2 separate regions of the Homo sapiens genome follow, and region 1 is linked to region 2. A link is an interaction called in ENCODE POLR2A ChIA-PET data of the cell type or tissue named here. Cell type or tissue: B cell. All regions are shown on one strand. Links, peaks and the distances in the headings refer to the core of each region. The heading gives the core; the rest is flanking DNA.

Region 1 (15,450 bases), core at 11,905-14,404, 150 kb before region 2:
GCCCTGACCAGTCCAGGCAGGTTTGAGGAGGAGGAAAGCAGCTTGTTGAAAACAGTTCTGGGAAGTGCAGCTTTCTGTGTAAAGGGCAAGGAAGGTGGCCCACTGCCAGCCAAAATCAGGAGAGCAGGGATTGGGGCTACAGCTTCCTGGTCTGCAGCACTGTAGACCATGAGAATCGTGACCACACGAGCCCATAAGTGAGCTGGTCATTATGTGAGGATCAGACCCTATCTTGAGAATGGAGATGGGCTCCTTTTCTAAGACAAAGCAGTCTGGGGTCAGACATAGTCACCATGCAGGCATAGTACCTACAGTGTTTGTTTTATTTTGGTAAGAATGGTGGTGAATGTAGATGGGAGCATCCCCAGAGTTCACAGTCCTGCGTTGGCTACATGACCGTACTATCTCCCAGTTCTTAAGACCATTAACAACTCTGTGGAGCTCTGGGTGGAGCTTCTGCCAGGGCCTTCCTTCTCCACCCTCTGTAAAAACAATAAATTCCCCACACCTCTCATACCAGTCAGAATGGCTATTATTAAGAAGTCAAAAAATAACAGATGCTGGTGAGGTTGTAGAGAAAAAAGAACACTTTTACACTGTTGGTGGGAGTGTAAATTAGTTCAACCATTGTGGAAGACAGTGTGGCGATTCCTCAAAGACCTAGAAGCAGAAATACCATTTGACCCAGCAATGCCATTACTGAGTATATATCCAAAAGAATAGAAATCATTCTATTATAAAGATACATGCATACATGTATCTTTCATTTCATTGCAGCACTATTCACAGTAGCAAAGACATGGAACCAACCTAAATTCCCATCAGTGATAGACTTGATAAAGAAAATGTGGTACATATACATCATGGAATACTATGCAGTCATAAAAAGGAATGAGATCATGTCCTTTGCAGGGACATTGATGGAGCTGGAAGCCATTATCCTCAGCAAATTAATGCAAGAACAGAAAAACAAACACTACATGTTCTCACTTATAAGTGGCAACTGAATGATGAGAACACATGGACACACAGAGGGGAACAACACACACTGGGGCCTGTTGGACGGTGTGGCGGGGGAGGAAGGAGAGCATCAGGAAGAACAGCTAATGGATGCTGGGCTTAATACCTACGTGATGGGATAATCTGTGCAGCAAACCACCATGGCACACGTTTTTCTATGTAATCCTGCATATGTACCCCTGAACTTAAAAGTTGGAAAAAAAAAAAAGAAAAAAGAATTCCTCACACCTACCTACCCTCTAGATCACATTTCTCAGTTGTTTATATTTACTTGTCCTTTCCACAAAACTTCCCAGAAAGTGGACTGTGGCCAAATGAATCTCTCCAGACTCCAGCCAGCTGAGGGCATCAGGAAAAGGGTTAATGATGTCAAGACACCAAGGGCAGATCCCCTCCTCTTCTCTCCAATCCCAAGCCCCAAGCACCAGCATAATTCCACTTAAAGTTGAACGTAGAAAATGGGCATTTGTTTTACTTCAGAACAAAGGGGTAAGCACGTGACTTTCCCCAATACACAAGGAAGGGAAATGAATCCAGAAGAACCCCAGGGCATGAATATTACCATTAGACTTAGGTAAGTATAGCTGTGAAATGGTCATGGTAAAGAAATGTTTGGGGTAGGCACAGCAGCTCATGCCTGTAATCCCAGCATTATGGAAGGCCAAGGCAGGAGGATTGCTTGAGCCCAGGAGTTCAAGACCAGCCTAGGAAACATAGTGAGACCTCATCTCTACAAAAGTTTTTTTTTTAATTAGTCAAGTATGGTGGCACATGCCTATAGTCCCAGCTACTTGGGAGGCTGAGGTGGGAAGATCACTTGAGCCCAGGAGATGGTGATGGCAGTGAGCCATGATCACACCAGTACACTCCAGCCTGGGCAACAGGGCAAGACCCTGTCTCCAAAAAAAAAAGTCCAATGCCCACTCATGATAAAACTCTCAGTAAACTTCGTCAGCTTGATAAAGAATACCTACAAAACCTACAGCTAACATACTTAATAGTGAGAAACCAGAAGCTTTCTCACTAAGATCAGGAACAAGGCAACGGTGTGCCCTCTCATCACTTCTTTTCAACATTGTACTGGAAGTCCTAGCTAATGTAATAAGACAAGAAAAGGAAATAGAAGGTATACAGATTGGGGAGGAGGAAATCAAGCTGTCTTTGTTCACAGATGACATGACCATCTCTGTAGAAAATCTGAAAGATGAATGATGAAGCCTTGGGAGATGTTAAAAAAGAAAAAAGAAAGGAGGACAGGACAGGAAAGGAAAAAGGAAAGGGAAGTGGGGAGGGGAAGGGGAAGGAAGGGAAAGGAAAGATCTGAAAGAATTGACAGAAAAACTCCTGGAACTAATAAGTGATTACATCAATGTTTCAGGTTATAAGGTCAATATACAAAACTCAATTGTCTACCTATATACCAGCAATGAATTAGTGGAATTTGAAATAAAAAACACATTTATATTACCACCCCACAAAATTTGTATAAACCTAACAAAATATGTACAAGATCTGTATGAAAAAAACTACAAAACTCTGATGAACAAAATCAAAAAAGAATTAAATGGAGATATATTCCATGGTACATGCATAGGAAGACTCAATATTGTCAAGATGTCCGTTCTTCCCAACTTGATCTATAGATCAAAGCAATCCCAATCAAAATCCCAGAAGTTATTTTGTGGATATCAACAAATTGATTCTAAAAGTTTATACAGAGAGGCAAAATTGAAGGAGAAGAATGAAGTTAGAAGACTGACACTACCTGACTTTGAGACTTATAAAGCTACAGTAATGAAGGCAGTGTGATATTTGTGAAAGGATAGACAAATAGATCAATTGAACAGAATGGAGAGGCCAGAAATAGACCCACATAAATATAGTGGAAGGAATAAATATAGTGGAAGGAAGCAAAGGCAGTACAATGGAGCAAAGATAATTTTTTCAACAAATGGTGCTGGAACAACTGGACATCCACATGCAAAAAATTAATCTAGACACACACCTTACACTCTGAGAGGATAACAGAAGAAAACCTTGGATATGGTTATTATTTTTTCGGTACAACACTCAAAGGCATGATCCATGAAATAAATAACTGACAATCTAGACTTCATTAAAATTAAAAATTTCTCTTCTGTGAAAGACCATGTCACAAGAATGAGAAGATGATGGCTGGGCACAGTGGCTCATGCCTGTAATCCCAGCACTTTGGGAGGCCGAGGTGGGCGGATCACGAGGTCAGGAAATCGAGACCATCCTGGCTAACATGGTGAAACCCCGTCTCTACTAAAAAAAAAAAAATACAAAAATTAGCCGGCCGTGGTGGCAGGCGCCTGTAGTCCCAGCTACTTGGGAGGCTGAGGCAGGAGAATGGCGTGAACCCAGGAGGCGGAGCTGGTAGTGAGCCAAGATCACGCCACTGCACTCCAGCCTAGGTGACAGAGCAAGACTCCGTCTCAAAAAACAAAAAAAAAGAATGAGAAGATGAGCATAAGCATGTACTGGAGAAAATATTTGCAAAAGACACATCTGATAAAGGACTGTTATCCAAAATATGCATAAGCACTCTTAAAACTCAACAATAGGCCAGGCATAGTGGCTCACGCCTGTAATCCCAGCACTTTGGGAGGCCGAGGTGGGCGGATCACGAGGTCAAGACATAGAGACCATCCTGGCCAACATGGTGAAACCCCATCTCTACTAAAAATACAAAAACTAGCTGGGCGTGGTGGCGCACGCCTGTATTCCCAGCTACTCAGGAGGCTGAGGCAGGAGAATCACTTGAACCCAGGAGGCAGAGGTTGCAGTGAGCCGAGATCACGCCACCGCACTCCAGCCTGGCAACAGAGTGAGACTCCATCTCTAAATAAATAAACAAACAAAATAAAACAATGCATTTTAAAAATGGACCAAAGACCTTAACAACACCTCACCAAAGAAGATATACAGATGGCATATAAGCATATGAAAAGATGCTGCACATCATATGTTATCAGAGAAATGCAAATTTAAACAACGATTAGATACTACTACGCATTTATCAGAATGGCCAAAATCCAGACAACAAATGCTGACAAGGATGTGGAGCAACAGGAACTTTCATTCATTGCTGGTAGGAATGCAAAATTGATGGTAGAGCCATTTTGGAGAACAGTTTGGCATTTTCTTACAAAACTAAACATACTCTTACCATGTGATTCAGCAATCACAGTCCTTGATATTTTCACAAACGAGTTGAAAACTTAAGTCCACACAACAACCTCCACACACAGGTTTACAGCAGCTTTATTCATAATTGCCAAAACTTGGAAGCAATCAAGATGTCCTTCAGTAGGTAAATAAATGAATATACTGTGGTACATCCAAACAATGAAATATTATTCACTGCCAAAAGGAAATGAGCTATCAGGCCGCATGTGGTGGCCCACGCCTATAATCCCAATACTTTGGGAAGCTGAGGTGGGAGGATTGCATGCGAGCCCCCAGGAGTTTGAGACCAGCCTGGACAACATAATGAGACCTCATCTCTACCAAAAAAAAAAAAAAAAAAAGGCCGGGCGCAGTGGCTCACGCCTGTAATCCCAGCACTTTGGGAGGCCAAGGCGGGCGGATCACGAGGTCAGGAGATCGAGACAATCCTGGCTAACACGGTGAAACCCCGTCTCTACTAAAAATTAAAATTTTAAAAAAATTAGCTGGGCATGGTGGCGGGCACCTGTAGTCCCAGCTACTCAGGAGGCTGAGGCAGGAGAATGGTGTGAACCCAGGAGGCAGAGCTTTCAGTGAGCCGAGATCGCGCCACTGCACTCCAGCCTGGGCAACAGAGCGAGACTCTGTCTCAAAAAAAAAAACAAAAACAAAAACAAAAATTAGCCAGGTATGGTTGTGTACCTGTGGTTCCAGCTGTTTAGGAGGTGGAGACGGGAGGATCAGTTGACCCTGGGAGGTTAAGGCTGCAGTGAGGCAGTGAGCTTTGAAGGGAACCTTGAGATGGATTTTTTTTTTGAGACGGAGTCTTGCTCTGCTGCCCAGGCTGAGTCCAGTTGTGTGATCTTGGCTAACTACAACCTCCACCTCCTGGGTTCAAGCGATTCTCCTGCCTCAGCCTACTGAGTAGCTGGGATTACAGGTGCACGCTATCATGCCCAGCTAGTTGTTGTGTTTTTTTTTGTATTTTTAGTAGAGACGGGATTTCACCATGTTGGCCAGGCTGGTCTCGACTCCTGACCTCAAGTGATCCACCCGCCTCAGCCTCCTAAAGTGCTGGGATTACAGGCGTGAGCCACTGTACCCAGCCGAGATGGACATTTTTAAATGAATATTTTTATGTGTAAACATTTTAAATGAATCTTAAATACAAGTTGGAGACTGTTCTAATTCCTGAAAGCAGCTGAGTCTATGGCAGCCATCATGAAGCTACCCACTGGAAAAGAGGAACTTGACATGGTGTTACTGAGGATGGCTAGTGAAAATCACTAAAAATGCTTACATTTATGTAGGATGAGACACCCCAATAAATCTGTTGCAACTGCATTCCCTTCCAGTCTTTTTTCTATGCGTCTTTTTATTTGATTGATTGATTGATTGAGACGGGGTCTCCCTCTGTTACCCAGGGTGGAATGCAGTGGCACAATCTCGGCTCACTGCAACCTCCACCTCCCAGGCTCCTGAGTAGCTGGGACTACAGGTGCACACCACCATGCCAGGCTAATTTTTGTATTTTTGTAGAGATGGGGTTTTGCCATGTTGCCCAGGCTGGTCTCAAACTCCTGGACTCAAGTGATCCGCCCACCTTGGCCTCCCAAAGTGCTGGGATTACAGGTGTGAACCACCGCACCTGGCCTTTCATGCATCTTTTTAAACATTGTTCAGGTCTTACCACCTAGGCAATTTTGTTCCTTTAAAACCTGCTGTTTTCTCATAACCACTTTTTATTTATTTATTGAGGCAAGATCTCACTCTGTCACCCAGGCTGTAGTGTAGTGGCATGATCACAGCTCACTGCAGCTTTAACCTCCTGGGCTTAAGCAATCCTCCCACCTCAGCCTTCCAAGTAGCTGGAACTACAGATGCATGCCACCACACCTGGCTAATTTTTTGTATATTTTTTGTAGAGATGAGGTCTCACTATGTTGCCCAGGCTGAGCCTCATTTCTTACCTATGAAGTGGAGATGACTCTACCGTTCATGGTCATGAGGATTAGAAGTGTGCTCAATAAATGGTAGTTGTTAATATTATAATGAGAAGATAAAGATTGCTATCTAAAAAGCTGGCTGCAGTATTCCTCTTAGGAAATTGTCTTTTTTCAGGAAGTACCTTGATAATCTGTTTGGACATGAAAGGTGAATCCCTGTTCCTCCTTATCCCCACTCAACATAGTTCATAATTAGAAAAAGAAAGATCTCGACTGGGCACAGTGGCCCACACCTGTAATCCCAGCACTTTAGGAGGCCAAGGTGAGCAGATCACTTGAGCTCAGGAGTTCAAGACCAGCCTAGGCAACATGGCGAAAGCCTGTCTCTACCAAAAATGAAAGAAATTAGAAATTAGCCAGGTGTGACGGTGCACACCTGTGGTCGTCCCAGCTATTTGGGGGGCTGGGGTAGGAGGATCACTTGAGCCCAGGACGTTGAGGCTGCAGTGACGAGATCACACCACGCAACTCCAGCCTGGGTAACAGAGACCCTGTCTCAAAAAAAAAAAAGGAAAAAGAAAAAATCTAAGTAACCTGCAAAATACAGTGAGAATTGTGTGTCTCTGGGGAGGGGATGGGGATAAGCCCAGGATGAAGGAATTGAGGGGGCCAAGGAAGTAGGACAGGTGGCTGGGGAGATTGAGAATGAGCAGCCACCTGAGGGCAGCTGAGGGTACTGAGGAACAGCCTCACCAGGGAGATGTTTCCTGTGGCAGGTATGAAGGGACTGGACTGTCAGTGCGTTTTATGTGCTGGCTATGACTTAGTCTCTGTTGTCCCCAAATCAGGGTGAACATCAGAGCACCTACTGATTTTGAAAAAAAATGAAGGAAAAGCCCTAGGTTCCATGTCTGGGCTGATGCCAGTGGAGAGAGGGACCATTTAAACATTTTTTTTTTTTTTTAGAAACAGGGACTTGGTATGTTGCCCAGGCTGGACTGGGCTTAAGCCATCCTCCTGCCTTAGCCTCCTGAGTAGCTGGGACTACAGTCATGTGCTACTGCACCTTGCTTGAGAAGGGACCTTTTTTTTTTTTGAGACGGAGTCTCACTCTTTCGCCCAGGATGGAGTGCAATGGCACAATCCCGGCTCACTGTAACCTCTGCCTCCCAGGTTCAAGTGATTTCCCTGCCTCAGCCTCCCAAGTAGCTGGGATTACAGGTGTGTGCTACCACACCTGGCTAATTTTGTATTTTTAGTAGAGACAGGGTTTCACCATGTTTGGAGATGTTGGAGGAGATGCCTCCCACCCTTTATGGAATGGGGCCAAAGCCATTCTAACTTCAGTATTAATGAGAAGGATGATCCCATACAGCAGGAGGTGTGGAGGGCAGATGCTCAGGCTGACATTAAACAACAGTCTGAGGAAATGTGAAACGGGCAGGGAATATGGCTTCCATAGGCATGGCCTACTTGGGGTTCTCAGGTGCCTCGTTTGTTTACACAGTTGAAAGCATTTTAAAATATTCTCAGGACCTGTAGTGGGGTGAGCCCTGGGAAGAGGCCCCATGTAATGAGGATGTCCACCTCTCCTGCATTCCCACCCAATGCTCTGGCTTGGCCTTTCCTCCTGAGCTCTGGCCCTGGGCATGCAAGAGGGTTGTGAGGTATGGGGCTGTGTTATTGGGAAAGGCAGCCTCGAGTGAGGGAAGGTAACATCATTTTATCCTGTGTTCATCCTGGTGTCCAGCCTCAGTATGCTTCCCACCAAACTGGCCTCCATGTTAGAACATGGTCTATCCTGCCCCCGGGGCTCTTCACAGTCCGATGGCTGGCCAGCATTTTCCAGCAGCTTCTACAGTCTGAAAGGGCCCTTTGTCTCCCTTGGTGACATGAAGAGGTTTGTCACTTCAAATGTCAGCTGTTACTTGGACTTGAAGGGCAAGTTTGCCCATGTCCGCCTGTGAGCACCCTGCCCCCCTCCCTACATGTCCCAGTCCTAGTGTGCTCCAGGGTCCTACTCTAATGCCACCTGGCCAGCATCTTAGACCAGGACGGCATCCCATCTTTCTCCACAGCACCAGAGCATGTATTTTCCATCACTTCCCATGCCTCATTCTCTCTTGTGTTATAGACACTTATTTATGTGTATGTCCCATGTCCTGTGCTACTTTATGCTAAAGCTCCTTGAGGACAGGAATTAAGTCTCTCTTAGCACACTCAGAATATCTGTTGAATGAATTAGTGGCTGCCAAGTGCCAGGAACTATTATTCTAGGCAATGGGAATACAGAGATGAATTATCTTTGCCTGATCCCCATTGGCAAAGAAATCTGGTCTCATGTGGGGAGATAGATCCCTAAAAAGATGATGCAAAAGTGGAAATATGTGCAAAACAGGGAGGTGGCACAAAGTATCACATCCATCATGATGGAGTCCTGGGCTCCCTGGTCAGACAGTTCTGAATTCAAGTCCTGGCTCTGCCACTTCACAGCTATGTGACATTGGCAGTTGCTTCTCTGGGACTCCATGAGAACAAAATAATACCTACAGCATAGGGTTGTTGATGTATGTAAGACCCCTGTCATGGTGCTTAGCACATGGTAGTGATGTAATACACATAAGCTGTCTTGCGGAGGGGGCAGGAAAAGCTTTGTAGGCAAGGGGCAATCTGAACTGAGCTTCTGAAAAAGAGTTCCTTAGATAGACAAGAGATAAGTATTTTAGAGGCAGAGGAAACTTCACAAATAAACAATAGTTTATCATCATCCAAAGAAAAGCTTTGAAAAATGAAACACAAGCCCCACAGCTCATGGAGTTTGTGCTGCTTAACATGGACTCCAAAACATTCAGCAGCTTCAGGGCACAGATTTTGACTTGGAAGGAGGGAGGGAGATGTTAATAATCTCGAAGTCCCTCTTCATTGCTGCCACAGGCTCTGACCTCTGCCTGGTATGGACTGGCCATGGGGTAGGGTGCCAGATTTTGGAGGGCAGAAGACTTCCCTGAAGGAAAAATAAGTTATTTTTTTGGTATGCCCATTCACAGTGATACAAAGAAGTTTTATTTCAGAGGCTCCTACCTCTGCACTGCCCTGTCCTTAAAGGAAACTTGTTTTGTTAGGATGGATTAGTCTCTTAGATAAATATTTGGTATTTCCTTTCACAGCAGTTTAGCAAGAGATGCAAATCCAGACATTAATCATTCTGCCCTTCTCCTACCTTCCCCCAGTGAAAATCATTTCACACCATCTACCAGTCGTCCTCCACTCTTGGAGAGGTGCAGAGTAGGGTACGCAGCCTTGGGAGAGAGACTGAGAGGTAGAGTTTGTAAGGAGTAGAATTCTGGAGACACTGCTGCCAGGTGCTAAGCAGCCAGGCACAATTATGTAAACTGGAGGGAATCCCGCCAGCCTTCCTCCTCCAATGGACAGGAGGGATTTGTGAGACGCTAGTGATACTTCTGGGTAAGTTTTAGGTACCTTTAGAGTGAGTGCTGATCATTGTCACTCAAGGTAAGAGAGGGCATGGCTGTGGAATTTCCTCCTTCAAGAGGCACTTGTGAGCTGGGCACCATGGCTCACGCCTGTAATCCCAGCACTTTGGGAGGCCAAGGCGGGCAGATCACTTGAGGCCAGGAGTTTGAGACCAGCCTTACCAATATGGTGAAACCTTGTCTCTACAAAAAATACAAAAAAATAATTAGCCAGGTGTGGTGGCGTGTGCCTGTAATCCCAGCTACTTGAGAGGCTGAGGCAGGAGAATCGCTTGAACCCGGGAGGTGGAGGTGAGCCGAGATAGCACCACTGCAGCCTAGGTGACAGAGTGAGACTCTGTCTAAAAAAAAAACACCAAAAAACAAAAAACCAGAAACTATCACTGGGAGCTTAGGAGTAAAGTCTGAGGACAAGGCAGACCTCAGTTTGAATCCTGACTCTTCCACTTACTATGTGACCCAGGGGAGTTCCTCCATCCCTCTGAGCCTGTTTCCTGCAAGAGGGGGATGATAATAGAATAATGAAACCAACCTTATAGGTTGTGCAGGGGATTAGCTCATGATGATGGTTTCTTTTGGTCTCCACAAAAGACCTGATCAGGAAACAGGCTCAGAGATTTAGGGATTTCCCCAAGGTTGGCAGAGAGCAGATGATGGAGCCGAATAGCCAAAGCTCAGGTGGTTCTTCCTTTTTTTTTTTTTTTTTTTTTTTAGCGTTAGGGCCTCACTCTGTTACCCAGGCTTGAATGCAGTGGCGTGATCATAGCTCACTGTGACCTTGAACACCTGGGCTCAAGCGATCCTCTTGCCTTAGCCTCCTGAGTAGCTAGGACTACAAGCGGGCACCACCATGTGCAGCTGTTCTTCATTTTTTGTAGAGATGGAGTCTTCCTATGTGGCCCAGGCTGGTCTCAAACCCCTGGCCTCAAGTGATCCTCCTGCCTTAGCCTCCCAAAGCTTAGGCTGCCAAGGGAGCAGTGCTTTGGAAGATGCAACAGCCTGCTTGCTCTGTTGTTCCCCTCCTGCCATGTGACAGATACTCCTTTCTAATACCTGTGGTCCCTACCTGTCCATGGACATGCTCACAGGTCTCCAGGGAGCAGAACTAAAATGCGTTCAGGAGCTCGGGCTGGCCCAGTCAAGTCCTTGGTTCAAGGCCAGGTTCTCTTAACACTCAGTGGGTGTGACCAGATTCTGTGGTGGTCACAAAGCTACGTGTCCACAGGGCCTCCACATTCTAGGGTCACCCTTTCCTTTGATACTCACATCTAATGGCCTAAGCCTCTATTCCACACAGTCTGCAAAGCCCAGCAGCTTACCAAGGATTTTGTGTAAATGGCTTAGAATTGTTTTTTAAAAAATTCAGCTGAGAGTCTTTACCTTTACACCAGAACAATGTAATTCTAGGCAGGGTGCAGTGGCTCACGCCTGTAATCCCAGCACTTTGGGAGGCCCAGGCAGGCAGATCACCTGAGGTCAGGAGTTCGAGACCAGCCTGGCCAATGTGGTGAAACCCCGTCTCTACTAAAAATACAAAAATTAGCCAGGCATTGTGGTGCATGCCTTTAATCCCAGTTACTCCAGTTACTCAGGAGGCTGAGGCAGGAGAATTGCTTGGACCTGGGAGGCGGAGGTTGCAGTGAGCCGAGATCACACCACTGCACTCCAGCCTGGGCAACAAGAGCAAAACTCCGTCTCAAAAAAACAAAAAATAATGTAATTCTGATACCAATGTGGGTCTAAAAATTTTTGTGCTGTTTGTTCCCCTAGGTCTGTTTTTCTCTCCTTTACCATTGTTTTGTTTTCTTCTTGCTTGGAGGTTAAATGCTGTCTCTATCCTTTTAGGGGTTTCCCTCTTCCCTGAGATTTCTCAAGATGCCCAGGGTGCCTTAAGTCTGCCTGTCCCTTCTTGTTCCTCATTCTTATTCCTATTAATTCTCCATCGTGCTTACTTCTTGCCTCCTGTTTGTTGTTCTTTCCCTCTTTTCTTCATACATTCACCATTAACGGTGCACCAACCTTTTACTTAACATCAGGTAGATAACATGGTGGGGGAGACAAGTTGCTGAGCTTCTTAGAGCCCCTTGGCCATGAGGAGTCCCTGCCCACATCCCTCCTCAGGTGCTAGCTGGGTAGGCTGTGTCAGATCCCCTCTATAAGCCTTCCCTCCCAGAGCCCCAACCCCACTTCACACCTCCCTGGTCCACCCTACTCACCCTCCTGCTGTCACTGTCCCCTCACCTTGCCCAGTTCTTCTCCTTGTATTTCTCATTATCTGAACTCATATTTAAGTTGTCTGTCTATCCCATTAAGCCTCACAGTGGTGTCTTGTTCACCACCATATCTCAAGAGCATGAAACCATGCCTGGCACACAAGCAGTGAAGACAAGCAGTGGATATTTGTTGAACACATGGGTGAATTCTGGCATTCTAAGTCTTCAGTGGGACCATCTACCTGTCAATCCCAGTGGAACTGGTGCAATGAAGTGGAAAAGGGGTCTCCTGGGATCCCACTCCCACCCCAGGTGCTGGGGTATGGACTGCCCACCTCTGGGTCCCAAAGACCCCCACAGCTGAAAAACTGGACTCAAGGGAGCAGATAGAGTAATGTACTAACATTTTTAATACAGTCTGATCAGATCAATTCACATCACAAGGTCAACCTGGGCTTGCTCACATGTGACACAACTGAGGTACACAATGTCCCTACCTGCCGGCTGTCCCACCTTCCTGGTTCCCAACAGCATTGAAACCCCCTACTTCCCTGACCAGACTGGCATTTTTTAAAATTTTGCATAAAACTATTTCTTCCATAGACTTCAAACAATCAACTAGCCAAGTTAATTATGGTACATCTAAACAAAGTTTAATACTAACCCTAATGTGTGACTGCGGTTTACAAAGAGCTCTGTATCACCTGGGATAGCTTTCAGTAGCAATTCACTACAACTGGTCCTAAAAAATAATAACAATAATAATAATAATTAGAGAATTAAAACCCAACAGCATGTTGAATGGTTAAAATCACGTAAGAACTGAAATTTGGGGTGGGGGTGTCCTCAACAGCTGAGCTTGTCCTAGCAGTGAAAATGCTCGCCTCCAAGCAGGGCTCAGAAAGGTCTGGAGCCCTCCAGGCAGAGGGCTGAGCTCAGGGGGCTCTTGGAGGACACTCACCCCATGGTCCATGGGATGCTTCTGGCTTCCTTAAAAACAGTTGGGCATCCGCATTGTATAAGTAGGTGGAGACCCTAGTGTGGTTCTTTTGAAGGATATGGGAAGGGAGGATGACGAACTAGAGAAGTGGGAGGGGACCAAAATCACTGAGGTCCCAGAATATCATAGATTTGGGTATAGGATTGGGGTCACTAAGAATTGAGCACCAGGAATTCCAGCTTCTTCCCATTAAAGAAACTGGGACTGGTTTTGCCTTGGAGGCCTATGTAGTGTTTTCTGCCCCTGTCCCATACCAAGTCTCATTGATATTTCTGCAGAATATCAGATGAAAATCTATTTCTAAAGACCATTGGGAGAATGGGTGGTGGAGAAGGAGTTGGAGTGGGGTTGGGGGGCAGTTAAAAATGAATAAAAATCTCTCAGCTACAGAACCCAAACATCACTTCCCTCCGCATTCACAGCATTTCCCAGCAGTCCCCAGATGGTTGTTTCCGTGGGGACACAGCAGCTGCCTCATTTCCCTTCAGGCCCCATGGGCTGCTGGTCAACCTCAGGATCTACTAAAGATGACGCAAATGCCGACTGAACAATCTGAAACCCAAAGGACTCGAGGAGAGACATGTTCTGCTGAGGAGAGAAAGGTGAGCCAAGGGCAGGGCCCAGGTCCCCCAGGGGGCCCCCGAGAGCCCGGACATGCACCTTCTGGATGTGTTTGTTCAAGTAGGACTTAGAGCGGAAGAAGCTCCCACATTCAGGGCATGGGTACTTCTTCTCCCCATCAGACTCCATTTTGTTTTTGGGGACTGCCATGTCGCAGGAGAAAGAGCCATTGGCACTCTGCTTCTCTGGCGTCTTCAGGTCGCTGGCATCTGAGAGGTCACCATAGGAGTCAGAGCTCTCAATCGGATCCTGATGTGAGCATTTCTGGCCTTCTACGAAAAAACAAAATATAGGAGAGCGATGAGGCCAGGCTCTGGAGATGCCCCCTCCTGGAGGGGTCATGAGGGGCCAGCTCACAGACCTGTGGAGGGCAGCCATTGGCCAGCCACTGCCCTGGCAGAACCCACGGAGGGTCAGCTGGTCAGTCTGGGAGCCTGGAGTGCCTACAGGGGTGAAACGGCAGGGCCCTAGGGCTGCCAGCCTCCCTTGCTGTGGACTCTTCATGCAGCTGCACATGTACTGCTCACCGTCATCTCAGCCTGCTTCAAGGAAGGGATACAGAGAGGGCAACTCTGCTACAGCTGCCCAGAACAACTCAAAGACCCCCAACTCCTAGGCGCTCTTTTGGGTGCCTCTGAGGGTAAAATTGGTATTCTGATGATGCCGAGCCAGTGTAATAGTAGCCTCGCCTCCTGCACCAGACTAGCTGCACCCTAGCAAGACAGGCAGAACCAGAGCCATTAGGTCCTCAACCTGGGTAGACCCCATCAATGGCTCAGACAGAAGCCAATCCTTTTCCTAATGCTGCAAACATAGCCCTGTCCTTACCGCCTTCCTTCTGCCAAAACCTTTTCAGGGCCAAGCAGCCCAAGCACAGAGATTGAAAGCAACTCTGTACTACTCAGTCGGCTGGGTGTCCCCACCCTAGGCCCCAGACAAGCTGGGCCAAGAGACAACCCTGGCTGCTCTGCCTTGCCCGGCCCACACTGGAGTCCTCCACCAATCAGCAGCTTCCTGCCTGGGTCCAGAGAGCCATGCCGGGAAGGGAGGTCTGTGATGGGAGCATGGAGCATGCCATCTCTGCTGTTTCTACCATCTGCCAAGCCCCTGGCCTCATCCCCAAGGCAACGACAACGTGACATACCACAAAACAACCTGAATCAACAAGTGAAGGTGGGCCTGGGGAGCTTTCTGCAAACCAACTCCCAAGTCAGAGGAGTCAGATAGCTCATTATTGCCATGCATCTCACAACCATAGCCAGAGGCTCTCCAGAAAGGGCCACTCACAGTAACCAACCACTCCTACTGTGAGAGAAGCCAGACATTGGCTCCCACCGGCCCACTGGGTCAAAAGAGGAGAAAGCATTCAGCCGCAGCTCCACACCATCCTAAAGGGCAGCAGGCAGTGACAGGCCCATAGTGACTCATCATGCAGGGCTCTTCTTCTGCCCAGGGCCCGGGGCATCCCTGCAGGGCTCCAGACAGTGGGGGCTGGCCAGGAGGAAAGGAGGAGGGCTGGGGAAGAGGAGGCGGAGGCTGGATCTCGGCAGTGCCCTAAAGCCTCACTCACTGCCCTGGAGTGAGATACCCACTGTGACTTTTGTCCTGGAGGCCACTGCCACTCAGATCTCTGAGTCTCCTCAAGGCAGCCAGAAAGCCGGCAGCCTTCCCGCCTCCCCACGCCCAGCCCAGCGCCCCCACAACACAGTCTGCGCAGAGAAGCAAAGTGCAGAGCAAGGGGTCGCTTGCCTTTGTTGCCATAGGTCCTGGCGCAGTGGAACGCTGCTCCCCCATTCAGGATGGGCTCCTGGTGCCTGGAGACCTGGGGAAGGGGAACACCGTGGTGGGTTTTAACATGGACCTTTAAGTAGGAGGCAGAGGAGAAACCTAAACAAGACAAAAGGAGATGAGATCCCGCGGCCAGCAAGAGATACCTCTCTCCTTCCCCCAACTCCTCTCCTCTG
Region 2 (15,450 bases), core at 8,536-11,035:
AATGTTCAATAGTGAAAGGAAGATATGATGCTGTATACCTGAGGCCCATCACCACCCCCACCCCTTCCTCCCTGACTGGTTTAAGAGCAGGCTGTGTTCATGCCTGTTCTCAAAGTAACCTGGTATAAAAAAAGTGAATATCAAGTCCCCAAGCACATGAACTACCAAAGAATCTAGAAGACAAACCCAGGTCGGGTGTGGTGGCTCACGCCTGTAATCCCAGCACTTTGGGAGGCCGAGGCAGGCCGATCACCTAAGGTTGGGAGCTTGAGAGACCAGCCTGACTAACATGGAGAAACCCCGTCTCTACTAAAAATATAAAAAGTTAGCCGGGTATGGTGGTGCGTGCCTATAATCCCAGATACTGGGCTGAGGCAGCAGTGAGTCAAGATCGTGCCATTGCACTCCAGCCTGGGCAACAAGAGCGAAACTCCGTCTCAATTTAAAAAAAAAAAAAAAAAAAAAAGACAAACCCTGAAACGCTTGTCCTTGAAGTCCCTCTCTCGGTCTCTGTCTCTCAAGTCCCGCAGGTCCTTATCGCTAAGACGGTGATCCTTCTCAAAGGTCCGGGCAGAGATTATCCTCCCACTGCCAATCCTACGTCCACCAAGCAGACGAAGCCCATCACTATCTTTCTCTAATGGACTTCCTGAGCGCCGGGAGCTAACAGCGGCTGTCACGTGGCAGCCCCCTCCAAAGCTCCGTCTCTGAGGGCTGAGAACAACATCTAAGTCATCTTCTTTCACACGCTCTCGTGGATCTGGAAGGACGTGGGAAAGACAAAGTTAAACAAACCAACAAGGGTGTTTTCTTCTTTTTTAGATAGTATGTCCATGACTGATGGGAGGAAGGGGATGGTTGGAAGAGAGTCACCACTAAAATTGGGCTTATCAGCAGATTCAGGGTAACATGTACATTATGTATTTAAATAAGGCTGAGACATTGGCCTTCCTCTTTGCAGCAATAGAAGTACGTCACGATAAATAATTTTCCATGATTAGTCTTTGCAGTGCCTTTATTTTGACCAAATCCTTATCTAAGAATTATTAGCAAATGTTTTGTCAACTAATAAACTACAGCAGGCGTATTTGAAAAAATAACTGCTTAAAAAGTTAAAGTGTCTCTTCAACAAAATGGTGTTGAACGGTTAGATATCCACAGACAAAGAAATGAACTTAAATCTATATTTGGGGCCGGGCATGGTGGCTCACGCCTATAATCCAGTACTTTGGGACGTCAAGGCAGGTGGATCACGAGGTTAGGAGTTCAAGACCAGCCTGGCCAAGATGGTGAAACCCCGTCTCTACTAAAACTACAAAAATTAGCCAGGCATTGTGGCAGGTGCCTGTAATCCCAGTTACTTGGGAGGCTGAGGCAGGAGAATCGCTTGAACCTGGAGGCAGAGGTTGCAGTAGCAGAAGTCACCCCGCTACACTGTAGCCTGGGCAAAAGACTAAGATTCAGTCTCAAAAAAAAAAAAAAAAAAAAAAAAATATATATATATATATATATATATATAAACAGATATATACAAAAATTAATTCAAAATGGATCACAGATCTAAATGTAAAACCTAAAACTAAAAATTTCTAGAACAAAATATAGGAGGAAATCCTTGTGGCACTGGGTTAGGCAAAGTTTTCTTAGGCATGACACCAAAAGCATGATCCATTTAAAAAACACTGATAGACTGGGCTTGATCAAAATTTAAAACTTCTACTCTTTGAAAGACACTGTTTAGAGAATGCAAAGACAAGCCACAGACTGAGACAAAATATTTCAAAGCATTTTTCTGATAAAGGACTTAAATTCAGAACACATAAAATCTCTTAATAAACCAACCCAGTGGCTCACGCCTGTAATCCCAGCACTTTGGGAGGCTGAGGTAGGTGGATCACCTGAGGTTAGGAGTTCGAGACTAGCCTGACCAACATGGTGAAACCTCGTCTCTACTAAAAATACAAAATTAGCCAGGCGTGGTGGTAGGCACCTGTAATCCCAGCTACTTGGGAGGCTGAGGCAGGAGAATCGCTTAAACCTGGGAAGTGGAGGTTGCAGTGAGCTGAGACTGCACCACTGCACTGTAGCCTGGGCACCAAGAGCCAGACTCTGTCTCAAAAAAAAAAAAAAAAAACCAACACAATTGAAAAATAGACAAATGGTTTGAACAGACACTTCACCAAAGAGGTTATGTGGAAGGCAAATAAGCATATGAAAAGATACTCAACATAATTAGTCATTAGGGAAATGCAAATTAAACCATGTGATACTACTACACGCCTATTACAATGGCTAAAATTTAAATGACCATTCCAAGTGCAGATGAGGATGTTGGAGCAAGTGCAACTCTCATACACCACTGGTGGAAACGTAAAATGGTACAACTACTTTGGAAAACAGTTTGGCAATTTCCCAGAAGGTTAAACATACATCTGCTATACAACCCAGCCATTTTAATCCTAGGTTTTTACCCAAGAGAAAAGAAAGCTTATGTCCAGAGACTTGTACATGAATGTTCATTGCAGCTTTGGTTATTTAACAGTCAAAAACTGGAAACAACCCAAATGTACATCAACAGATAAACGGATCAACTGCTAAATCCATACAATGGAATACTATTAAGCAATGAAAATAAACTAGACACTCAACAACGTGGATAAATCGTAACTATTCTTAATGAAAAAAGCTATACAAGGAGTATATACTATAGTAACTCCATTTATATAAAATCCTAGGAAATGTAAACTAATCTATAGAAACAGAAAGCAGATACAGAAAGCAGATCAGTCCGGACACTATGGCTCATGCCTGTAATCCCAACACTTTGGGAGGCCAAGACAGGTGGATCACCTGAGGTTGGGAGTTCAACACCAGCCTGGCCAACATAGGGAAACCTTGTCTCTACTAAAAATACAAAAATTGGGGCCAGGCACGGTGACTCATGCCTGTGATCCCAGCACTTTGGGAGGCTGAGGTGGGTGGATCACTTGAGGTCAGGAGTTTAAGACCAGCCTGGCCAACATGGTGAAACCCTGTCTCTACTAAAAATACAAAAATTAGCCAGGCATGGTGGCGCACGCCTATAATCCCAGCTACTTGGGAGGCTGAGGCGCGACAATCGCTTGAACCCGGGAGGCAGAGGTTGCAGTGAGCCGAGATCGCGCCACTGCACTCCAGCCTGGGTGACAGAGCAAGACTCTGTCTCGGTGGGGGGAAAAAAAAATTAGCTGGGCACGGTGGAACGTGTATGTGTAATCCCAGCTACTCAGGAAGCTGAGGCAAGACAATCGCTTTAACCTGGGAGGCAGAGGTTGCAGTAAGCAGAGACCACGCCACTGTACTCCAGCCTAGGCAACAGAGGGAGACTCTGTCTCAAAAAAACAACAAAAAAAAACAAAGCAAATCAGCGCTTGCTTGGGAAGGGGGAAGTGTTGTGGGGGGGGCAGCTAAAGGGAGGGACACATAGGAATACTAGGGAACTTTTGGGGGTGATAAAAATGCTTATGTTGATTTTGGTAACGGTTTCACAGGTATATACACATGTCAAGACATCAAATGGTATACTTTTTGTGCAGGCTATATGTAAATTCTATCTCAATAAATTTATTGGTGTAGGAAGAACAAACATGTCACCATACAAAAAATGTCTTCCTAGAAAAACCAGGAAACTGAAGATTAGTCCATGTGAGAAAAATCTGCTTTAATTCTGTTATCACAAACAGCTCCTAGAATGTTCTGTTGTGTACTTTTACAGAATTTCTGTGCAGTCTGTTTTTTCCAAACACAGGATACAATATGGAGAGTTTTCTATGAGTCAGTACGTCATGAACATTATTTGCCAATAAACACATCTGCAACATGGTTTTACAGGACAATGCAATGTAACATTCCCATATATGGATACACCGAAGTTTACGCGACCCATTTCTACTGTTGGATATTTAGGTTCCTTCTCAGTTTTCATCATTTTAATAAAGTCTCTGCATATCTTTAATGATTCTGCTAGAATAAATTCTTTGAGAGACATTACTGTACTGAGTGTACTGACAGACTGTGTAGAAGGGTCTTATAGCTTAAACTAGAGCCGGGCTATCTTTTTCGTTTAGTTCCAAGTTTTTATGATGAGTCGTCCTCTCATCTCAAAAAAAGTTCTTGCAACAAGTTCCTTGACTGCTTTTATATTACCTGGTCTCCATTTCACCCTTAAACAACGTTTCTAAAGGGGTAAACTTTAAACTAGGAAAGTTGGAAGATCAGACTTAACTTCAGTCTCAAACCGTATCCAAGCCTTTATTCCGATCACAGTCCACTATGAATTAAGAATTGCCAGAACTAGGCCGGGCGCAGTGGCTCATGCCTGTAATCCCAGCATTTTGGGAGGCCGAGGTGGGTGGATCACGAGGTTAGCAGTTCAAGACCAGCCTGGCCAAGATGGTGAAACCCCATCTCTACTAAAAATACAAAAACTAGCCAGGCATGGTGGCAGGCACCTGTAATCCCAGCTACTTGGGTGGCTAAGGCAGAGAATTGCTTGAACCCAGGAGGCAGAGGTTGCAGACTAGGCAACAGAGCAAGACTCCGTCTCAAAAAAAAACAGAACAAAAAAAAAAGAATTGCCAGAACTAATTTATACCGGAGGACTGGTCTCACATATGAAAGAAAGCATAATGAGATTTCCAGCACAGCTTTATGCTACCCACCACATCTAACTCAGTTATCCATGCCAGTGAAAGATAATCGGTACTTTTAATTCAGAAGCACACAGCCTAACAGTCTTCTTATATAGCTGTGACAAAGTAGACTATGACTTTACCCTGCTGATTAGGAAAAATCCAACCGATAAATCAGTTTCCTGATAATGACATTTCCCCTCAAAGCATAAAATTCTCAGAGCTAAGAATGAAACCAGCAGGCAAAAGCATGTCCCCAAAATCACTAACCCCACTTCTGAGTGACTGTGTGCTCACCTACTATCCTGCGCACCAGGGAAGGCCGGTCTGTATCCAACTCTTTCTTCAGACTTTCCACTGGTGAGCTCCGCCCTGAAGCTGGGTAGAGAGAGGCATGCCACTTCTCAGGGTCCCAGACACCATCACTACAGGTCAAAAAATACAACTGTTAGCACTTACGCCCATGAACCATATAGGCAGTGTGATTTCTAAACCTCCTCAGCTAATAGTTATGGAAACCCATTTCTCCTTTTTTGAGACAGGGTCTCGCTCTGTCGCCCAGGATGGAGCGCAGTGGCGTGATCTCAGCTCACTGCACCCTCTGCCTCCCAGGTTCAAGTGATTCTTCTGCCTCAGCCTCACCAGTAGCTGGGATTACAAGTGCCCACCACCACATCTTGCTAATTTTTGTATTTTTAGTAGAGATGGGGTTTCACCAGTTGGCCAGGCCAGGTCTCTAACTCCTAACCTCAAGTAATCTGCCTGCCTTGGCTTCCCAAAGTGCTGGGATTACAGATGTGAGCCACTACGCCCAGCCAGAAACCCATTTCTAAAATAAAGCTTCATGACTGCCTGCAGAATTGTTACCTCTTTTAATATGAAAACAAAAACATCTATTAATTCAGTAATGCTTTGTTGTTGATCACACAACACCAACAGTCACTTGAAAACTAATGGTCTGTACACAATTGAAACATTCAGACCATATACCTTGGCATGCACATGGATTACAATAACTACGCCTGTACTATACAAAGAAGATGTTCCATAAATATTAACTGTTGTTTACTGAAGACTAATACAAAGGAGAAAAAAGAGTCCCTTAACTCTCTCACCAGAAGTAGCACCTGGATCATTTGATGTGTATTTTTCCAGAATTTCTATGCACAGTCTTAGTTTTTCCACAAGCAGGGCAAACAGCTCTTACGACCTAAAATGTGTAGTTTAGGTTTTATTTTATTCTCTGTGTAATGATGGGGTGGTGGGTAGTACTGTGCACGAGCAGAAACTCTGGAGCCCAAAATCTGGGCTTTAATTCTAGTTTTGCCACCACTACTGGGAACATCCTGGACAAGTTACTGAGCTGCATCTTCTGCAGAAAGAACTTCCCAGCCCCCAGATTAGACCAGGCCATGCTATACACTAGCAACGTACTTCACACTTGTCCTTTGCAGCCTGTGATGTTTGCAATGATAAATTTTTACAAGTATTTGATTATATCCTTCCATAGACCAATGCCCCATGAAGCCACGGAATATTTTATAGAATCTGGCACAGTATTTATGACATAGCAGGTACCAATGAACATTTCTTGAATAAGTGAGTTAGCTTTTCAGTCTCAAACTCCTCACAATAAAATATATACTACCTACCTTCTAGGGTAGTGGTGAGGATTATCTAGCATTTAAGAGCCCAACAAATTTTAGTTCTCAGAGAGGTGAAAGGAAATGAGAAGCTCTCTCCTCTTTCTTATTTTTACCACCAGGCACAATGTCTCTGCTTCAGAAATAAAAGCTGTTTGTCTGCCCAGGATAACTTTTTTATTTTTTTCAGACAGGGTCTCAGAGTTCTGTCACCCAGGCTGGAATGCAGTGGCATGATTATACCTCACTGCAGCCTGAAACTTCTGGACTCAGGTGATCCTCCCATCTCAGCCTCCTGAGTAGTTATGACTACAGGCAGGTGCCACCATGCCCAGATAATTTTTAAAAATATATTTTGTAGGCCAGACGCAGTGGCTCATGCCTGCTAATCCCAGCACTTTGGGAGGCTGAGGTGGGTGGATCACCTGAGGTCAGGAGTTCGAGACCAGCCTGGCCAACATGGTGAAACCCCGTCTCTACTAAAACTATAAAAATTAGCCAGGTGTGGTGGTGGGTGCCTGTAATCCCAACTACTCGGGAGGCTGAGGCAGGAGAATCGCTTGAACCCGGGAGGGGAAGGTTGTGGTGAGCCAAGATTGCGCCATTGCACTCCAGCCTAGGCAACAAGAGCGAAACTCCACCTCAAAAAAAAAAAAAAAAAAAAGAAAAATCCTAACTAATTGGCTATAGCCATTATTCAAGTATCAAGTATCACCTTCATCAGGGAATGTGGTATGAGGCATCCAGGTTTTTTTGTTGTTGTTGTTTTGTTTTTTTTGAGATGGAGTCTTGCTCTGTTGCCCAGGCTGCAGTGCAATGGCGCAGTCTAGGATCAACGCAACCTCCACCTCCCGGGTTCAAGCGATTCTCCTGCCTCAGCCTCCCGAGTAGCTGGGACTATAGGCATGTGCCACCACACCCAGCTAATTTTTGTATTTTTAGTAGACACAGGGTTTCGCCATGTTGGCCAGGCTGGTCTCAAACCCCTGACCTTGTGATCTGCCCGCCCTGGCCTCCCAAAGTGCTGGGATTACAGGTGTGAGCCACTGCACCTGGCCCATCATCTCTTAAATATCAAGGTAGATGGTTTATATTAGTATTAGCCTACATTTTTTTTAACATATAAAGCATCATATTAATGTTCAATTTCCTGGTTAAATAGGACTTTTTTTTTTTTTTTTTTTGAGATAGGATCTCTGTTGCTCAGGCTGGAGTGCAGTGACACAATCATAATTCACTGCATCCTCAAGCTCCTGGGCTCAAGCAAACCTCTCGCTTTGGCCTCCTGAGTACTTGGGACTATAGGCACTATAGTACCATAGGTACCATAAATACAAAAACATTAGCTGTGCGTGGTAGTGGGTGCCTGTAATCCCAGCTACTCGGGAGGCTGAGGCAGGAGAATCGCTTGAACCTGGGAGGTGGAGGTTGCAGTGAGCCCAGATCGCGCCAATGCACTCCAGCCTGGGCAAAAAGAGTGAAACTCTGTCTCGGACAAAAAAAAAAAAAGAAAAGAAATGACTAAGGTGGCCATAAGTAGTACAATATAGGATTATTGTAGGAGATTTTCAGACCATTTTTAGCTATAGTCTTCCCAAACCAAAGCCTTCTTCTTCTGAGGGAAACTAGGATGAAATAAAGCTAATCTGAACGGCTGAATAGTTTTTTGTGGGAATGCAAAAAAAAAGAACCAAGAGCGCCCCTGAGCAGCATACCTGAGGCAGGTACCCTCAAAGTACAGTGCAAAAAACCACTGGTAGAGGACAAGACCCTGGTGAGGACTCCTGGGTTCAAGTCTTTTTTTTTTTTTTTGAGACGGAATCTCGCACTGTCGCCCAGGCTGGAGTGCAGTAGTGCGATCTCAGCTCACTGCAGGCTCCGCCTCCCGAGTTCATGCCATTCTCCTGCCTCAGCCTCCCGAGTAGCTGGGACTACAGGCGCACGCCACCACGCCTGGCTAATTTTTTGTATTTTTAGTAGAGATGGGGTTTCACCATGTCAGCCAGGATGGTCTCGATCTCCTGACCTCGTGATCCGCCTGCCTTGGCCTCCCAAAGTGCTGGGATTACAGGCATAAGCCACCATGCCCTGTCGGGTTCAAGTCTTAATTCTGCTTTCTGACTATGTGACTCTGACCAGGTCATCTTTTAATTTTAGTTTCATTCCTAGGTAGTTGAAACCCATCTTATTACCTCTCGAAATCCCTCTTTCACTTATAATTCTACCAGAAAACTTCAAAACAATACAATTCTTAATTTACCAAGTTTGGTATAACAAAAAGTTATTGACTAGAAGTAGTTAAGGACTAGAATGACACACATACCTGTCATATTTTTCAGAAAGGCATGAAGGCCTCTGTTTGGAATGGGGGAGTTCTTTTATATCCAAGAGTTCTTCCTAAAAAGAGAAGTCAAATAGTCATTTTGAATTACATTTCTTAGGCCACACACTTTAAACTTCTGTTCTGAATAATTCTAAGTGTCCATCTTAAACACTTCACACAATTCTTATTTACATCTTGCCTTATTTCAGAAAGGACTGGAGTACATTGAGGTTCTCACAAGCTCAAGCAGAATAATCCAGTAACTTAAAAGTGATCAGTTTCTGGCTAAAACAATCTCTCATAATTGCTATTGAATAACATTTCGTAACACTGAAAGCTCATCAAGGCAAGGAAACTTTAGTGTTAGATAAAACCTCTGCCTAATCTTACCAATTTTCAATGCATTAGATGACAACTTACAAGGGGATTTTTTTTTTTTTTTTTACATGGAATCTCACTCTGTAGCCCAGGATGAAGTGCAGTGGCACAATCTTGGCCCACTACAACCTCCACCTCCTGGGTTCAAGCAATTCTCTTGCTTCAGTCTCCCAAGTGGCTGGAATTACAGGCACACGCCACCATGCCTGGCTAATTTTTGTATTTTTAGTAGAGACGGGGTTTTGCCATGTTGGCCGGGCTGGTCTCAAACCCCTGACCTCAGGCGATCTGCCCGCCTCGGCCTCCCAAAGTGCTGGGATTACAGGTGTGAGCAACCGGGCCGGGGGGCGATAGTTTTTTTTAAATGTAATGTTGCAAGACTGAAAAAACACAAAAAACATCCATATACTATGTACCTATTAACATTTCTCCCTATTTATCATTTACTTTTTTGCAGAATTTTAAAAAAATTGATACAGACATTTGTATACACTTATGGGGTATATGTGATATTTTGTTACATGTATAAACTGTGTAATGATCAAGTCAGGATATCTCGGGTGTCAATTACCTCAAGTATTTATCCTTCCTATGTTTTGGAGACATTTAAAGTCCTCCCTTCTAGCTGTTTTGAAATATACAATACACTTGTTAACCACAGCCACTCTGCTCTGCTATCAAACATTAGAATTTACTCCTTCAACTGCATGTTTGTATCCATATAACCAACCTCTTTGTATTCTGCCATCCCACCCACACACCTTTCCCAGACTCTGGTATCTATCATTCTATTCTCTATCTCCACGAAGCCAAGTTTTTTTGGCTTCCACATATGAGCGAGCTTTTTTTTTTTTTTTTTGACTAGAGAGTAAATTGCATAAGTCATGATGCCTTACTCCTAAATACTGCAGTGCCTATTTCCTAAGAATGAAGATATTCCTTTACAGCCTGTTATCCAGCTCCATGAGAGAATTTAGCCCTACAGAAAATGACCTGAGTGAACTATTTTCCCATTCTCTCAAGGATGTACTTAGCTGGTATGCACAGGAGAGAGGCTAATCCCTCACATATAACGGATGCCTCAGGGCATGAAGACTTCTGCAGACCCAAGTTGAGAAGAACTGCCAGTTTTTTTTATAACTACAACTATTGATAATACTTTTTTCTAATCTACCTTCCCAATTCCAGTTTTGTAAATTGACCCAGTAATGTCCTTTATATTGATCTTCCCCCTCCAAAACAGGATCCAGTCTAGAATCAGATATTTGATTGTTGTATCTCTTTGGTCTCCCTTAATCTAGAACATTTCTACAACTTTTGTCTCTTATGATAGTGACATTTCTAGAAAATATAGTCCCTTTCTGTAAAAGAACATTATTCATTTTGGGTTGGTCTGATGTTTTCTCATGATAGACTGAGCCTAAATATCCATGGGGCAGAATACTAACTGAAGAGGTGCTGTGTCCTTCACAGACCGTCACTTCTGGAGGCCATGATGTTCATCTGTCCTTTATCTATGGTGCTAATTTGGATCATTTGGTCAAGGTATTCTCTAGTTTCTCTACTATTTAGTTACTGCTTTCCCATTTGCATTTAGCATGCAATCTGTGGGGAGACACTTTAAAATCACCCAAATATCTTGGTCTTCAGTTTTCCACTAAAGTTAGCATCCATTAATGATTCTTGACCAAACCACTCTTCATTTTGCCACTCTAGCCCTCTCTCCACTCTCCATATTTACCAGCCAGCACTTGGCATCATACTGTAAAGGCAAGTCCTCCTTTCCCCTGTTTATATACCTATGTATTATTGGTATGGACTCACAGACTCCTAGTTTTTCCTCTTTTTTTTTTTTTGAGACAGTCTTGCTCTATCGCCCAGGCTGGAGTGCACTGGCGCAATCTTGGCTCACTGCAACCCCTGCCTTCTGGGTTGAAGCACTTCTTCCACCTCAGCCTCCCGAATAGCTGGGACTACAGGCATGCACCACCATGGCTGGCTAATTTTTTTTGTATTTTTAGTAGAGACGGAGTTTCACCACGTTGACCAGACTGCTCTGCAACTCCTGACCTCAAGTGATCTGCCTGTCTCAGCCTCCCAAAGTGCTGGGATTACAGGCGTGAGCCACCGTGCCCGGCTGACTCCTGGTTTTTCTGTTGGTCTATAACTCATTAATGTCCTCAATTATGTGGCGCTCAAACTGTCCCAGATTTTGCCAGTGGGTGCCTCTTCAAACTGGCCCATGTGTCTTTTTCAACATGCCATCTTTTTTTTTTTTTTTTCCTAAAGACTGTCATACGTTCTAGCTTATTTTGTATTCATCCTGTCCCAGCCCTGGAATCAGCTATTTCTGAGAAATCCTAGTTTCTTTAAGTGAGGAATTGCATAAAACACCAAGGTCTGGGAACTGGGTATCCTCATTTGCTTGAAGGCCCTTTCAGTAGAGTTAGGAAATATACACACTTACATATACACACATATATATACACACATGCACACTAACACACATATCTACCCATATATACAACAAACTACTGCCTCCTTTTGGTATACTTTGAAATATTTTTTATAATAAAGTTAAAAAGCAATTCCGAAACTTTCAGCACCAGTAAAATGCTGCAACTGCCTTGCAAAAAAGCACATACCACTATGCCATGACTTTGGCAACACTCCCATCCCAGGCCTTGTAGTAGGAGAATGTGCACTGCTTCTCAGATCACTGATTCAACATCTTGGGGTGAGGATGGAGGGACAGATTTGCTCAATCAGCCCACAAGAATCACTGGGTATAGCATACCATGAATTCTCTAGTGTTTACAGAAAACTGAAGCATCTAAATGTTTTCTTCAGGACAAGATGCCGCCTTAGGACTATATGATACTTCAGTTTTAAGACCAGGATATCAATCAGGCATTTGCATTTATTTAGGATTTATTTATCAATTACCTGTCTTATAACTGGATAGAAATACGAATAAAAATTTGTAAGACTGAGATAAACACAGTTCCAAATACAAAGACATACCTAAAGGCTGTTCAAAATTCTGAAAAAAAACTGTCAAAGAACATACAACCTATAAATCACCAGTAAAGATAGGAGTCAGCCAGGTCCAGTGGCTCACATCTGTACTCCCAGAACTTTGGGAGGCTGAAGCGGGAAGACTGCTTGAGTCCAGGAGTTCAAGATCAGCCTGGGCAATATAAGGAGACACCTGTCTCTACAAAAAATATTTTAAAATTCATCGAGTGGGCCGGGCACAGTGGCTCACGCCTGTAATCCCAGCACTATAGGAGGCTGAGGCAGGCAGATCACTTGAGGCCAGGAGTTTGAGACCAGCCTGGCCAACATGGTGAAACCCTGTCTCTACTAAAAATATAAAACTTAGCCAGGTGTGGTAGCGGACGCCTGTAATCCCAGCTACCTGTAGGGAGGCTGAGGTTGCAGTGATCTGAGTTCGCGCCACTGCACTCCAGCCTGGGTGACAGAGCGAGACTCCGTTTAAAAAAAAAAAAAAAAAAAATTCACCAAGTGTGGTCCCCGCTACTCAGGAGGCTGCGGTGGGAGGGTCACTTGAGGTCAAGGCTGCAGCGATCGCACCACTGCTCTCCATCCTGGGTGACAGAGACCCTGTCTCAAAAAAAGAAAAAAACAAAACACACCACGGGAGACTCCAGAGAAATCTTCAGGGCAAACATGGTGTCAGATCTGTAGGGTTAGCACAACTTTGGGGCTGGGGGGAGGGGTTCAGGGAGGATGGAGCAATAGTAATTATGAAAATATCAGATATTACTGTAACACAGAAATCCTAAGGACAAGAGGGCTTAAAATTTTTCTAGTAGAAACAGGAAGGACCTTGCAATATAGGAAATACTTATACATAATGCTACAGGAAAAACCACTGCAAAGCAATTTTTTACTCTTAAAAGTAACTAAAGATTATCACATATCCCCTTACTACCCCATGCAGATACTAAGAACCCTAATGTGCTATTCAATCAAAGACAATCTTTCACGCTTAAATGTGTAAATTCTTAATGTAGGGAAGTTTCTAAGTGGTGTTTTGTTTGAAACTTTTAACTCCAAAGGTAACAGGGATCCCAATAGGTGTTCTCAATTACCACTACAGCTGTTTGCTGAACTCTATAATGATTTTACCTATTTATTTAGGAGTCACCTGGGAAAGGTTAATACTTTAACACAACCACAAAACATCCAGAAAAGCCTAATTTTGGTCCTATTGACGAGGAATCAAAAAATACTTTAACAGAAGTAACAGTCTTAAAAAAAGGAAAATAGGAGGCTAAAGAGAGAGGACAACTAAACATAATATGGTATCCTGGATAGAATCCTTGAACAGAAAAAGGATATTAGTTTAAAAATAGGAAAATATGGGCTGGGCACGGTGGCTCACACATGTAATCACAGCACTTTGGGAGGCCAAGGCGGGTGGATCACTTAAGATCAGGAGTTCAAGACCAGCCTGGCACGCCTGTAATCCCAGCTACTTGGGAGACTCAGGCAGGAGAATTGCCTGAGCCTGGGAGGCAGAGGTTGCAGTGAGCTAAGATCACACCACTGCACTCCAGCCTGGACAACAGAGTAAGATTCTGTGTCAAACAAACAAAAAAATTAGCCAGGTGTGGGGGTGCACACCTGTAGCCCCAGCTACTTGGGAGGCTGAGGTATGAGAATTGCGAACCTGGGAGGCAGAGGTTGCAGTGAGCCAAGACTGCACCCTTTTTGAGGGAGACCCTGTCTCAAAAAAAAAAAAAAAAAAAGGCAGGGCATGGTGGCATGCCTATTGTCCAGGCGACTTGGTTGAGCCCAGGAGATCCAGGCCGCAATGAGCTGTAATTGTACCACCGCGCTCTAGCCCGAGTGACAGAAAACCTGTCTCAAAAAAAAAAGAGGCCGGACGTATTACTTGAGGTCAGGAGTTCAAGACCAGCATGGCCAACATAGCAAAACCCTGTCTCTACTAAAAATTAAAAAATTAGCTGGGTATGATGGCGCATGCCTGTAATCTCAGCCTCACTTGAGAGGCCGAAGCAGGAGAAATTGGTTGAATTCAGGAGGTGGAAGTTGCAGTAAGCTGAGATTCTCCAGCCTCGGCAACAGAACAAGACCTCTGTCTCCAAAAAAAAAAAAAAAAACAAAAAAAACAAAAAAAGAGAATTTGAAATTGAGAGGTTATTCAAAGTTAATGTTTTGTTCAATATAATCTTTCCTCTTAGAGTTATTGCTCTAATCACAGAGTGATAAACACCAACTACTCTCAGTTAAGAAGAGTTAACAAAATTCTCATTTTCACTTCCGTATTCCAGTTTTCGTTGTTGACTTTACATGCTTAGCATACATAGGTGTGATGCTTAAGTGAACAGATGTACAAACTTCACAGGCCTGTAAGAGCAGAAGGCAGAGTAGCAAGCTAGTTACACACTGACATTAACCACACCAGCAACATTATTTGTGCCAGGGCGCACTTTTGACCAAATACAATGGCTAAAACATAGCTCACCTGTCCATAGAGGATAAAGAGCCATTTTCTTCACTGAGAAATGGGCTTAGAAACAAGACAACTCTTGGGTTGTAAAAGTGGCAGGGAGTCACTGTAAACATCTAGGTAAACAGTATTTACTGTTCTTGAAAAGTAAGACTTCTTAAATCAGTTCCATGGTGTCAAGGAGTGTAAGACCTCCCATTTGAAACCATATGGAAAATGATGCATTTGTGCAATTTCTGCAGTGAATGTTCACACCTTCAAAAGATTTCCAATGAATGCCCAAGAGGTTAAAAATTATTGCTTCCAACTGAGCATGTTTCTCAAAATATGGCCCAAGGTCCACGTGGACATTTAGGGAAAAATGAGAGAAAACTTCCTCACTGTTTACAGCACTAAATGTGTTACCTTCCAGCATGATCCTAAGATGCTTAAGGTGGTATCCCAGCACAAGAAGATCCCCTACTTAAGTGGGGAAGAGAGAAACCATGAGCTAAGTCAATACAGTTTGGGCCAGGCATGCTGGCTGACACCTGTAATCTCAAAACATTGGGAGGCCGAGACCAGCTATCACTTGAGTCAGGAGTTCATGAGCAGCCTGGCCAACATGGTGAAACCACGTCTCTACTAAAAATAAAAAAACTAGCTGGGCCTGGTGGTGGACACCTGAAATCCCAGGTACTATTCAGGAGGCTGAGGCACAAGAACTGCCTGAACCCAGGAGACAGAGGTTGTAGTGAGCCGAGATCATGCCACAGCACTACAGCATGGGTGACAGAGCAAGACTCTGTCTCAAAAAAAAAAAAAAAAAAAATGCTGAGTGCAGTGGCTCACACCTGTAATCCCAGCACTTTGGGAGGCCAAGGCGGGCGGATCACGAGGTCACGAGATCGAGACCATCCTGGCTAACACAGTGAAACCCTGTCTCTACTGAAA

The links. ChIA-PET counts read pairs that join two places held together with the same protein. Peaks named below come from ENCODE experiments on the same cell type or tissue, not always from the same donor. Only the 100,000 strongest peaks of a DNase experiment are listed, where the experiment ranks them.
Region 1: POLR2A ChIA-PET joins it to region 2 with 6 read pairs; 4 of 35 experiments call an interaction of 5 or more read pairs at or near these places.

The regions. Positions count from the first base shown.
Region 1 is chr22:31,313,552-31,329,001 of GRCh38, forward strand. It overlaps PATZ1 (POZ/BTB and AT hook containing zinc finger 1), which reads right to left. Exons shown (of 5, transcript NM_014323.3): 4 at 15,236-15,373; 5 at 12,253-13,758. The coding sequence ends at 13,340. Among named protein-coding and RNA genes, the nearest start is that of PIK3IP1-DT, 14 kb to the right of the region's middle. RefSeq lists an enhancer at 15,428-15,450. In B cell, for the core only: no CTCF peak of the experiment used is centred there; no DNase peak of the experiment used is centred there.
Region 2 is chr22:31,463,208-31,478,657 of GRCh38, forward strand. It overlaps EIF4ENIF1 (eukaryotic translation initiation factor 4E nuclear import factor 1), which reads right to left. Exons shown (of 19, transcript NM_019843.4): 3 at 8,637-8,710; 4 at 4,968-5,095; 5 at 474-760. Among named protein-coding and RNA genes, the nearest start is that of EIF4ENIF1, 19 kb to the right of the region's middle. In B cell, for the core only: no CTCF peak of the experiment used is centred there; no DNase peak of the experiment used is centred there; H3K27ac peaks cover 311 bases.